Linked DNA regions of Homo sapiens: region 1 is linked to region 2. A link is a contact called in ENCODE Hi-C or POLR2A ChIA-PET data. All regions are on one chromosome and are shown on one strand. The core of a region is the stretch at or near the end of the contact, and the rest is flanking DNA. Distances in the headings are between cores, read along the strand shown. Region 1 holds the start of ITPKB-IT1 (ITPKB intronic transcript 1). Region 2 holds the start of DEGS1 (delta 4-desaturase, sphingolipid 1).

The links. Hi-C counts contacts between places; a loop is a spot of excess contacts on that map. ChIA-PET counts read pairs that join two places held with the same protein, here RNA polymerase II (POLR2A). Pooled maps may share reads with other maps.
Region 1: a loop to region 2 is called in a pooled map, with 3 times the contacts of the local background. The contact joins the promoter of ITPKB-IT1 here to the promoter of DEGS1 in region 2. A Hi-C loop is called at or near these places in 1 of 168 maps with a recorded cell type or tissue (posterior vena cava) and 5 of 50 pooled maps. POLR2A ChIA-PET finds 5 or more read pairs at or near these places in 1 of 52 experiments (activated CD4-positive, alpha-beta T cell).

The regions. Positions count from the first base shown.
Region 1 is chr1:226,672,808-226,677,312 of GRCh38, reverse strand. It overlaps ITPKB-IT1 (ITPKB intronic transcript 1), which reads left to right and starts at 2,245. Exons shown (of 2, transcript NR_103784.1): 1 at 2,245-2,396. All of the region lies in intron 2 of ITPKB (inositol-trisphosphate 3-kinase B), which reads left to right. RefSeq lists a silencer at 1,114-1,263.
Region 2 is chr1:224,181,530-224,186,633 of GRCh38, reverse strand. DEGS1 (delta 4-desaturase, sphingolipid 1) reads right to left here and starts at 3,394. Exons shown (of 3, transcript NM_003676.4): 1 at 3,216-3,394. The coding sequence starts at 3,297. RefSeq lists enhancers at 1-470, 2,555-3,384, 3,719-3,808, 3,385-4,215, 4,069-4,218 and 1 more and silencers at 1,053-1,347, 2,649-2,728, 2,889-3,268, 3,369-3,568.

The DNA of each region.
Region 1 (4,505 bases), core at 996-3,495, 2.5 Mb before region 2:
GCTAATAATAGAGAAGGGTGAATCTGCCAGGCAGTGAATCAGAAGGCTGTCCCAGCTCTGTTCTTCTGCCCTGATCCTGGCAAATTCTTGTGGGCTGATTCGGTAAATATCCTTGTGAGCAGAATAAGTCTTTGTGTGTTCTGGAAACTCCTGCTGTCCCTGGGGGTAACACCCTCTTGGAAGGATGATGGGGATGCCTTTGGCCTCAAGATCTTAGGACGGCGTTTCAAATTGCTCCAGGCTTCCAAGCTAGCCTGGGCTCTGGGAGGAGGGTTTGCAGGTTTGGAGAAGGAGCTGCTTCCCAGGTGCTCAGGGGATGGAAGTGAGAATAGGGAGGGTGTGGAGGGTACAAAGAGACTGTTTAGTTCTTGCGTAAAAGACAACACAATATGGTCCTTCCAGTTCTTTTTAGAGCTCAAAAGGTGAAATAAGAATAAAGAACAGCGATCTGCAGTTTTCCTATTATCCAAAAGCCTACTACCCAATTCAGTGGATTGTTTTGGCAACTTGCTTGGATAAACTTATTTAGAAATTATTTCAGAATTCCTCCAGGCAGTTACCCTACGTCCTTTTTAAGTCAAGGTGTGGTATAAGTCCATTAACGAATTAAAATACTTCCAGATTTCTGTGTTATTCTCAAGGCACTTTTGCTAGATAACAATACCTCACACTTGGACGGTGTTTTGTGGTTTGCAAAGCACTTTCACATCTGTTTTCTCACTTGGTTGCCATAATAACCCTGGGAGCCGGGAAGGGCATGTCTTGTTATTATCCCTATTTTGCAGATGAGGAAGCCAAGGTTTTTAGAAGGTTGGGTGGCCTAGTCAAGGTCACACCGGTAGGGGAATTGGGGGGATGGAGGAAACTAGAGCTGTTTTTCCTTAACCATCTTGCCTCTCACTGAGATGAAACAGCAGGATGGTTCCTGGGACCCAGGATCCCTTTGAACGCTTGGATTAAAATAATTTATGAGTTCTTTGTGAGTGTGTGTGGACCTGCTGGTAGTGGCTTTTCTTCATTAGAATTTGCATGCAAGATTGACACTAAGATGGCTGACTTTCACCATCCCAAACCAACCCTGTTTTTGCACCGTGCTGTAGTGGTATGAATTACCTTGCAGGTAATTGTGGCTTAGGTGATGGTACACAAAAGGCATCATACAGCAGCCAGATGTTCATTTTACTAAATGGAAAATATGACTCAGAACACGGGCCAATCTGAGCCTCCAAGCAGGCAAATTAGCCATTGAGGATGAAGTCTTCACCTCTGGAGAGGAGAGAATGTGGGAGCACAGAGCCCAGAGTCAAATGATTTGGTTGAGATCCCCCCACTTTGGTTATTTAGACTTGCTTATACTCCTCTGACCAGACTATGGGATCTTCTACAGAAATTCTACAGAAGTGTGGGCAGAATTACAAGTAAGGTGGGTTGAGGAAGTGCACAGGTGGAAGTGTAGCCGAGAGGATGCGTTTGAGGAGCAAGAGGCTGGGACTCAAGAAGGCTTTATGCAGACTCGAATCTTACATTGATAACAAGCATTTGCGTAGCACATACGAGTTTCATCCTATGAAGGATTCCATAGGATTCTCACAGCAGCCCAAGGATGTGAGCAGAGCAGTAAACAATATCCCTGTTTTATAGAGGAAGTAGAAATCGAGAAGCAGGAAGGTTGGGTAATTTGCCCAAAGTTCCACCACTAGTAAATCGCAGAACTGGGACTAAAGCCCAGGTCTTCTGACCCTCACTGGGCCCAGCGTTCTTTCCAATATGTCATCCTGCCATTTTCCCCTTCCTTCCTCCTCCCCACAGCTCCTTGCAAGTTCAGCCTGCTGGAGGTAAGGGAAGTGATCATGAGAGTTTTTCCAGTGCTGAGACGTTCTGGAAAAAACATGGACCTGTATCTGTGTCCTGATCTGTGCTTCGTGATTGGACTGTCTTGACACTCGTCTCAGGACTCTGGGGAGTGCTTGTGCAAGTGTTTCCCAGTGTGGCCGGCTTCTTGAACGCTGCTAATGGAAAGTTGTAAGAGTTCTATTTTCCTGTTTCAAGCGAGCGTTTCCCCCTTGGGGTTATAGCAACCACTTCCTCCTCAGCACCCGGTGGGTCGTGGTAAACACCAGTTACAGCAGAGTATCCCCTTCTGACAACCTCATTGGTTCCTTTTTTTTTTTTTTTTTTTTTTTTTGCCTGTAAGCACATACACACAGAGTTCTGAAGGCTAGGTCTCCTTTCCTTCTGGTTTAGAGTTTTCAGAGTACCCTGCTGTGGCCTTGGAAACAGAAAACCCACACAGAGGTCAAACGCAGTTCTCGTGGAGTCACCTTGTCATCCTGCTTTGTTTTGGAAGGAACTGGGTCGGAGGCAGCACAGTAGGACTACAGCATCTTTAACCCTTGGTAGGATGGCTGGATCCGCTGAACGCTTGTGGGTAAACAGGAAGCTCACAGCCTCAGTGGATCATTAAGGGTGATACAGAATAGACACGAAAATCTTAAGTGGGATGGGAGCAGAGCAGGACTTGGTGGGTAGATAGTGAGGAAAAGGAGGCAAATAGGGATGGTGAAGAAATCGAAAGGGAATGGGGGATACAAGGAAAGGGTCAGGAAAGGGTGAGTAAAAGGTTTAAAGAGAGGTGCTAATTTTAGATACTTAAAAGTATTTTAAGTATCTAAAACTTGTGGCTGGGTGTGGTGGCTCACTCCTTTAATCCCAGCACTTTGGGAGGCCAAGGCGGGCAGATCACCTGAGGTCAGAAGTTCGAGACCAGCCTGGCCAACATAGTGAAACCCCGTCTCTAACTAAAAATACAAAAATTAGGCCAGGCACAGTGGCTCACGCCTGTAATTCCAGCACTATGGGAGGCTGAGGTGGGTGGATCACGAGGTCAGGAGTTCAAAACTAGCCTGGCCAAGATGGTGAAACCCCATCTCTACTAAAACTACAAAAATCAGCCAAGTGTGGTGGCAGGTGCCTGTAATCCCAGCTACTCGGAGGCTGAGGCAGGAGATTGGTTTGAACCTGGGAGTTGGAGGTTGCAGTGAGCCGAGATGGTGCCACTGCCCTCCAGCCTGGGCAACAGTGAGACTCTGTCTCAAAAAAAAATGTGTATATATAAATACTTAAAAAATATTTGTAATTGCTGGTTTGGGGTTACTAGAATCTCTTCTGAATCTGTCTCAGTTTTTCTTACAGCTTTTAAAATCCATGGAACTCTATCACCAGGAGATGATTGTGGTATGGAGCTGATCACCCCGGAGTTAGTGGGGTGGCAACTGAGATCGGGGGGAAATGGAGCAGTTTGAGGATATATGGGCCGTGAAAACCTCCCAGCTCTGCCCCCAGCCATGCCATGAAAGTCATGGGGAAGAAAGGCCCCCATTTGTGTGTTTGTGTTATTAAATAGAACAGTAACAGAGCAGGTCTCTGAGCCTGCCTGGCAGAAATCTTTCTGTAGCAGGAGTGTCCTGCAACTCTCTGGTGGATTTGCAAAACAGTACAGATAGAAAAACTTAAATGGGAAACAAGCTTGTCTTGTCCTACTTTGTGGAGATAGATAATAAAGCCGAAAGGCCAAGAAGTGTAAATATATAGCATATATCTAATGTATATGGTATATGTACATATCAATCTATAGCTATGCAATATCTACACTATTTATCTATGTTTATACGATGACTCTAGGCTTCAGAAGACCTGTCAAAGATTTCCATACATCTAGAGAATTTAGAAGGATCCCTTTATAGGTGAGAGTTGAGACTTTTTGGCTGCAGGTTGGGATTTGGTGGACTAGTTCCTGGTACCACCACCTAGTTGCCGTGATTATCTTTAGACTAACCAAGGCCCTTGTGTTAGCCTTCCGTAAATCATCCCCACCCCTAAGCAAGACAGCACCTATACCTTCACAGTTTCTCCAGTTCATCCCTGTTTTATTTTATTTATTGTTTTTTGAGACAGGGTCATGCTCTGTCACCCAGGCTGGAGTGCAGTGGCACGAACATGGCAGCCTCTACCCCTGTGTTCAAGCAATCCTCCTGCCTCAGCCTCCCGAGTAGCTGGGACCACAGGTGCGCGCCACCACACCTGGCTAATTTTTGTGTTTTTTATAGAGACAAGGGGTCTCACCATGTTGCCCAGGCTGGTCTTGAACTCCTGGCCTCAAGCAGTCCTCCTGCCTCAGCCTCCCAAAGTGTTGGGATTACAGGCATGAGCTACTGCATCCGGCCCATCCCTGTTTAAATGGGAATATCCAGAAGATTGTCCTTGTCATACACTCGGTGCATTTTAGAGTGTCTTCACCACTTGTCAGAAACAGGATTCTGGTTGGGAAGGGCCATCATTCACAGTGTGGCAGGTTTTTGCTTTGTTAATTACTGGAATTGGGGTACAGAAGCCAAATGCAGGTTCTCCACCTGGGACCTTCTTCCTGTTTGTCTGCCCACTTCACACCTGTCTTAGCAGCTGCAGCCTGAAATAGTGAGATGGCTACATTGCCTGATCAAATCTGG
Region 2 (5,104 bases), core at 2,145-4,644:
TCACGCCATTCTCCTGCCTCGGCCTCCTGAGTAGTTGGGACTACAGGTGGCTGCCGCCACGCCCGGCTAATTTTTTGTATTTTTAGTAGAGATGGGGTTTCACCGTGTTAGCCAGGATGGTCTCGATCTCCTGACCTCATGATCCGCCCACCTTAGCCTCCTAAAGTGCTGGGATTACAGGCGTGAGCCACCATGCCCGGCCAAGAAATATGTGGTCCTTTTACTTTCCCAGTGAAATGGTTCAGTGATAAGTCTGTGGGGGGAAAAAAGGCTCAGTGTGAGGTAAGTATCAATCAGCACCTTCTCACTTCCTTCATCTCTTTTTCTTGAGACAGTCTCACTCTGTTGCCCAGGCTGGAACGCGGTGGGGCAATCACGGCTCACTGCAGCCTCTACCTCCCCAGCTCAAGCAATCCTCCCACCTCAGCCTTCTGTGTAGCTGGGACCACAGGCACATGCCACCATGTCCCGCTAATTAAATTTTTTTTTTTTTGGTAGAGATGGGGTTTTGCCATGTTGCCCAGGTTGGCCTCGAACTCCTGAGTTCAAGTGTTCCTCTCGCCTCAGCCTTCTGAGTAGCGGGACAGGCATGCACGCCTAGCTAATTTTTTAATTTCTCGTGCAGATGGGGCTGTTCTGAACTGGCCTCAAGCGATCTTCTTGCCTCAGCTTCTCAAAGTGCTCGGATTACAGGCAAAAAAAAGCCACCACACCCGTCCTGATTTTCAGAATATTAAGTAGCTCAGTTTCAGTATTCCAGAGTTGGTTTTTACACAGGTAGGACGCTAGATTATTCCTATGTAACATGTAGATAAGGCATTGATAAAATATATCATATGTGGCCTGGCAGGGTGGCTCACGCCTGTAATCCCAGGACTTTGGGAGGCCATGGCAGGCGCATCATCTGAGACCAGCCTGGCCAATGTGGCAAAACCCTGTCTCTACTAAAAATAAAAATAGAAAAACTTAGCCAGGTATGGTGGCGGGCGTCTGTAATCCCAGGTACTCGGGAGACTGGGGCAGGCAGAACTGCTTGAACCCAGGAGGGAGAGGTTGCAGTGAGCCGAGACTGGGCCACTGCACTCCAGCCTGGGTGACAGAGTGCGGCTCCGTCTCAAAAAAGTATCATGCTATCTCATATCAAGTATGTGTAAGTGATGTGCCAAACAAATTGCTACTGGCAGGCTGAGGTATGCGGACCACTGGAGCCCAGGCTGCAGTGATCATCATGCCTGTGAACAACCACCGCACTCCAGCTTGGGCAACAAAGCAAGACCCTTTCTCTAATGGAGTGTAGGGGAGGAGGAAGAAGAGGAGGAAGGGAATTCAAGAACCCAAAGTTACCGGGTGCAGTGGCTTACGCCTTTAAAATCCCAGCACTTTGGGAGGCCAAAGCGGACAGATTGCTTGAGCCCAGGAGTTCAAGACCAGCCTGGGCAACACGGAGAAACCCATCTCTACAAAAAATAGAAAAATCAACCAGGCATGGTGGTGTGCGCTTGTGGTCCCAGCTACTTGCTTTTTCTTTTCACTGGGCAAATGAATGTTGAGAAGAAAAACTAAGGAAATACTATATATAAGGAATAATTGCTCATGTTCAACTCACCGTTTCCTCAATTTAAAAAAAGTGTGTGTGTGTGTGTGTGTGTGTGTGTGTGTGTGTAAACGGGGGGCTCTCACTATGTTACTCAGGATGGTCTCAAACTTCTGGGCTGAAGCGATCCTCCCGCCTCAGCCTCCCGAAGTGCTAGGATTACAGGCCTGAGCTACCGTGACCGGTCCCCGTTTCCTCAACAGAGGTTAAAAAGCTCGTGCTCTGGCCGGGCACGGTGGTTCACGCCTGTAATCCCAAAACTTCGGGAGGCCAAGGCGGGCGGATCACCTGAGGTCAGGAGTTCGAGATAAGCCTGGCCAACATGGTGAAACCCCGTCTCTAACTAAAAAAGATACAAACATTAGCCAGGCGTAGTGGTGGGAACCTGTAATCCCAGCTACTCGGGAGGCTGAGACAGAAGAATCGCTTGAACCCAGGAGGCAGAGGTTGCAGCGAGTGGAGATCGCGCCACTGCACTCCAGCATGAGCAACAGAGTGAGACTCAGTCTCAAAAAACAAACAAACAAACAAACAAAAAACAAACACGTGCAGTCTCAAAAAACAAACAAACAAAAAACAAACACGTGCTCTGGAAGAGGCAACCGAATGCGCATTAGAATCCCCCTAGCATTTAGTCACGCGTTCTTATTTCATTTTTTAAAACAGCGATAATACCAACCAAGTAGAATTACCAAGAGGATGAAATTGGGTAATGTTTGTAAAGCATTCCACACAATCCCTAGCATATTAGGAGTAGCCTGGGAGAGATGAGCATTCTCTATGTAACACAGAAGGCCCGAATCCTCTGGAGAGTTAAGGCCTCTCAATTAGCTGTCAGGGGACCAGCAGGCCACGCCACATATTTTCCTTATTTGGCAAGTCTTCCATTTTCAGTCTTTTCATCCACAAAACCGAGATGGATGAAAAATGCCTACGAATCCGCCGTTCTTACGTCCCAGGCTTGTCGTGAGGATCAATGGGACAAGCGGCGTGAACCGACCAGGGCCCATCAAGTCCGAGAAGCCCCGGGGGGCATATGGAGGGACGCCGGCCCCCTTAACGGGCCCAAGGCCGGGACTGCGGCCGCCCCCGCCAGTACTGCCCGCCGGCGCCCGACACCCTGAGCAGGGCTCGCTGGTAGGCCCAAGGATGCCCAGGACCACACCCTGCCTAGCACTCAGGCAGCCCCAAGGCCGGCACCCGCTCACCTCGGCCCGCTCCGGAGGAGAGGGAGTGGTGAGAGGAAAGGGCGCCCACCTGAGGGCACAGGAATCTTCTAGCGAAAAGATCTACTCAAGGCTGGCACAGCCGGGGACACCCTTCGCCCCAACCGGCCGGCGTGGGCCTGGCGGGGACTCCCGCGCTCGGGGACGCGCCTGCGCCTCTTCGCGGAAGGGTCGGAGCTGCGCGGCTCCGAGGACCCGTCCCTCCCCCCGCTCCTCGCCCAGCCTCTCCCGCGCTGACCCGCGGGCTGGCGGCCCGAGCGGCGACGGGACGCGACGGGGAGCAGGCTGCTAACGGGCCTCCGGCGCCCACGACCGCGCAGGGCCCGCGAGGGGAGAGCGCGCCCCGGCGCCGGGAGGCCACGCACGCACATAACGGGGCGCCCGCTGGCCCTCACCCAGGATCTCCCGGCGCCGGTCGGCGTGCGGCTGGTCGGTGTAGACCCACTCGAAGTCTTCCCGCGAGACGCGGCTCCCCATGGCGACAGCGGTGGCTTGCAGACTAGCTGTCGGCTCTCGCTCCCAGCCGGCTGCTCAGAGGTGGCGGCGGCGGCGGCGGCTCCCCGGCTGGTGTGGTGTCGGCCGGCTGTGGCGGAGCGCGGAGGAGACGGAGGCGTGGGCGGAGTCCCGAGGCCCCGCCCCCCCCGGCCCGCCCGCCTGCCTCTCTGGGTGGAGGGCGCGTGGCGCTCCCAGGCCCCCGTGCGGGGCCGGCTCTCAGCGATTCTGGGACGCGGGGTTCTGAGCTTCGGTGACTCGGCCACCATCCAGGATGCCGCGTTCTTGCGAGTGCCCGCCCCTGCGGCCTGCTGCGCCGGAGCCCGGAGAAGATGAAAAAGGAAGGAATGGTCTCAAGTGAGATAAACCTGCCGCCCTAACGCCTCCGCGAGGGGAGCACCGGGCACGGCTACGGTCACACCGAGTCTGGAGGCCCCGGAGCCCTTCTTAAATGGCAGCTGGCCTAAGTTTTGTTTAATTTTTAAAAAGCAAATTAGCCATTGAGTCATATTTCGCTGCCTTCTGGAAATAATACCTCAGGGAAAAAATGCAGAGTGCGTGACAATTAAAAGCTAATCAAGTAAAAAGAAAACACCATTATTAAGAGGGGGTGATGATGTGGGATTTGTTGTTGTGCTTGAATTATTCTAGTGTGACCACTTCTGTTAAGAGATGATTGCTCAACCTTGCATCTACCTGTCGCAGAAGTAATCAACCACAACCTCTTCCTGAAAGAAAGGTTTTGAAACGAAACTAATTTTGTTTCAACATTAGTTACCACGTCTACATCAAAGAGCAACTTAAAGATTACAAAAAGAAGATAACCAAAGCAGGTGTGCCTCCTAGTCAAAGAACATGCTGTGCACGCGCACACGGCACACACACACACACAAATCTGATCGAGCCCCTAGATCTGACTGTTAATTTATAGAAAATAGAAAGGACATTTGGCCGGGTGCGGTGGCTCACGTCTGTAATCCTTGCACTCTGTGAGGCAGAGGCGGGTCCATCACCTGAGGTCGGGAGTTCGAGACCAGCCTGATCAGGATGGTGAAACCCCCGTCTCTACTAAAAATATAAAAAAATTAGCTGGGCGTAGTGGCAGGCGCCTGTAATCCCAGCTACTCAGGAGGCTGAGGCAGGGGAATCGCTCGAACTGGGAGGCAGAGGTTGCAGTGAGCTGAGACGGAGCCACTGCACTCCAGCCTGGGGGACAGACGGAGACTCCCTCTCAAGAAAAAAAAAAGAAAATAGAAAGGACAGAGGAATGTGTTAAACTAGGCCGTGGGGATGAAACTAGCAAGATCCAACTCTGGGAGACTATATGGGACAATGTCTGGGTTCTCTAATAAATGAAACTCAAGGCAAAAAAAGAGAAACCTGTAGATTAAAAGGAGTTTAAAAGACATACCAACCAATTGCAACGTGTTGACCTCATTTAGATTCTGATTGAAATAGTTTAAAAACATTGACATGAAATAATTGAACTCAGATATCAATTGGATATGTGATGATATTAAGGAATTATGAATTTCTTAAGTGTGATAATAGTATTATGGTTATAGTGGGTTTTGTTTTTTTTGAGACAGAGTCCTGCTCTGTTGCCCAGGCTGGAGTGCAGTGGTGGCCTCATGTCTCACTTCAGTCTTGACCTGAGCTTAAGCCATCCTCCCACCCCAGTCTCCCGAGGAGCTGGGATCACAGGCGTGCACCACCATGCTTGGCTACTTTTTTGAATTTTTGATAGAGATGGGGCCTCACCTTGTTGCCCAGGCTGGTCTCAAACGCTTGG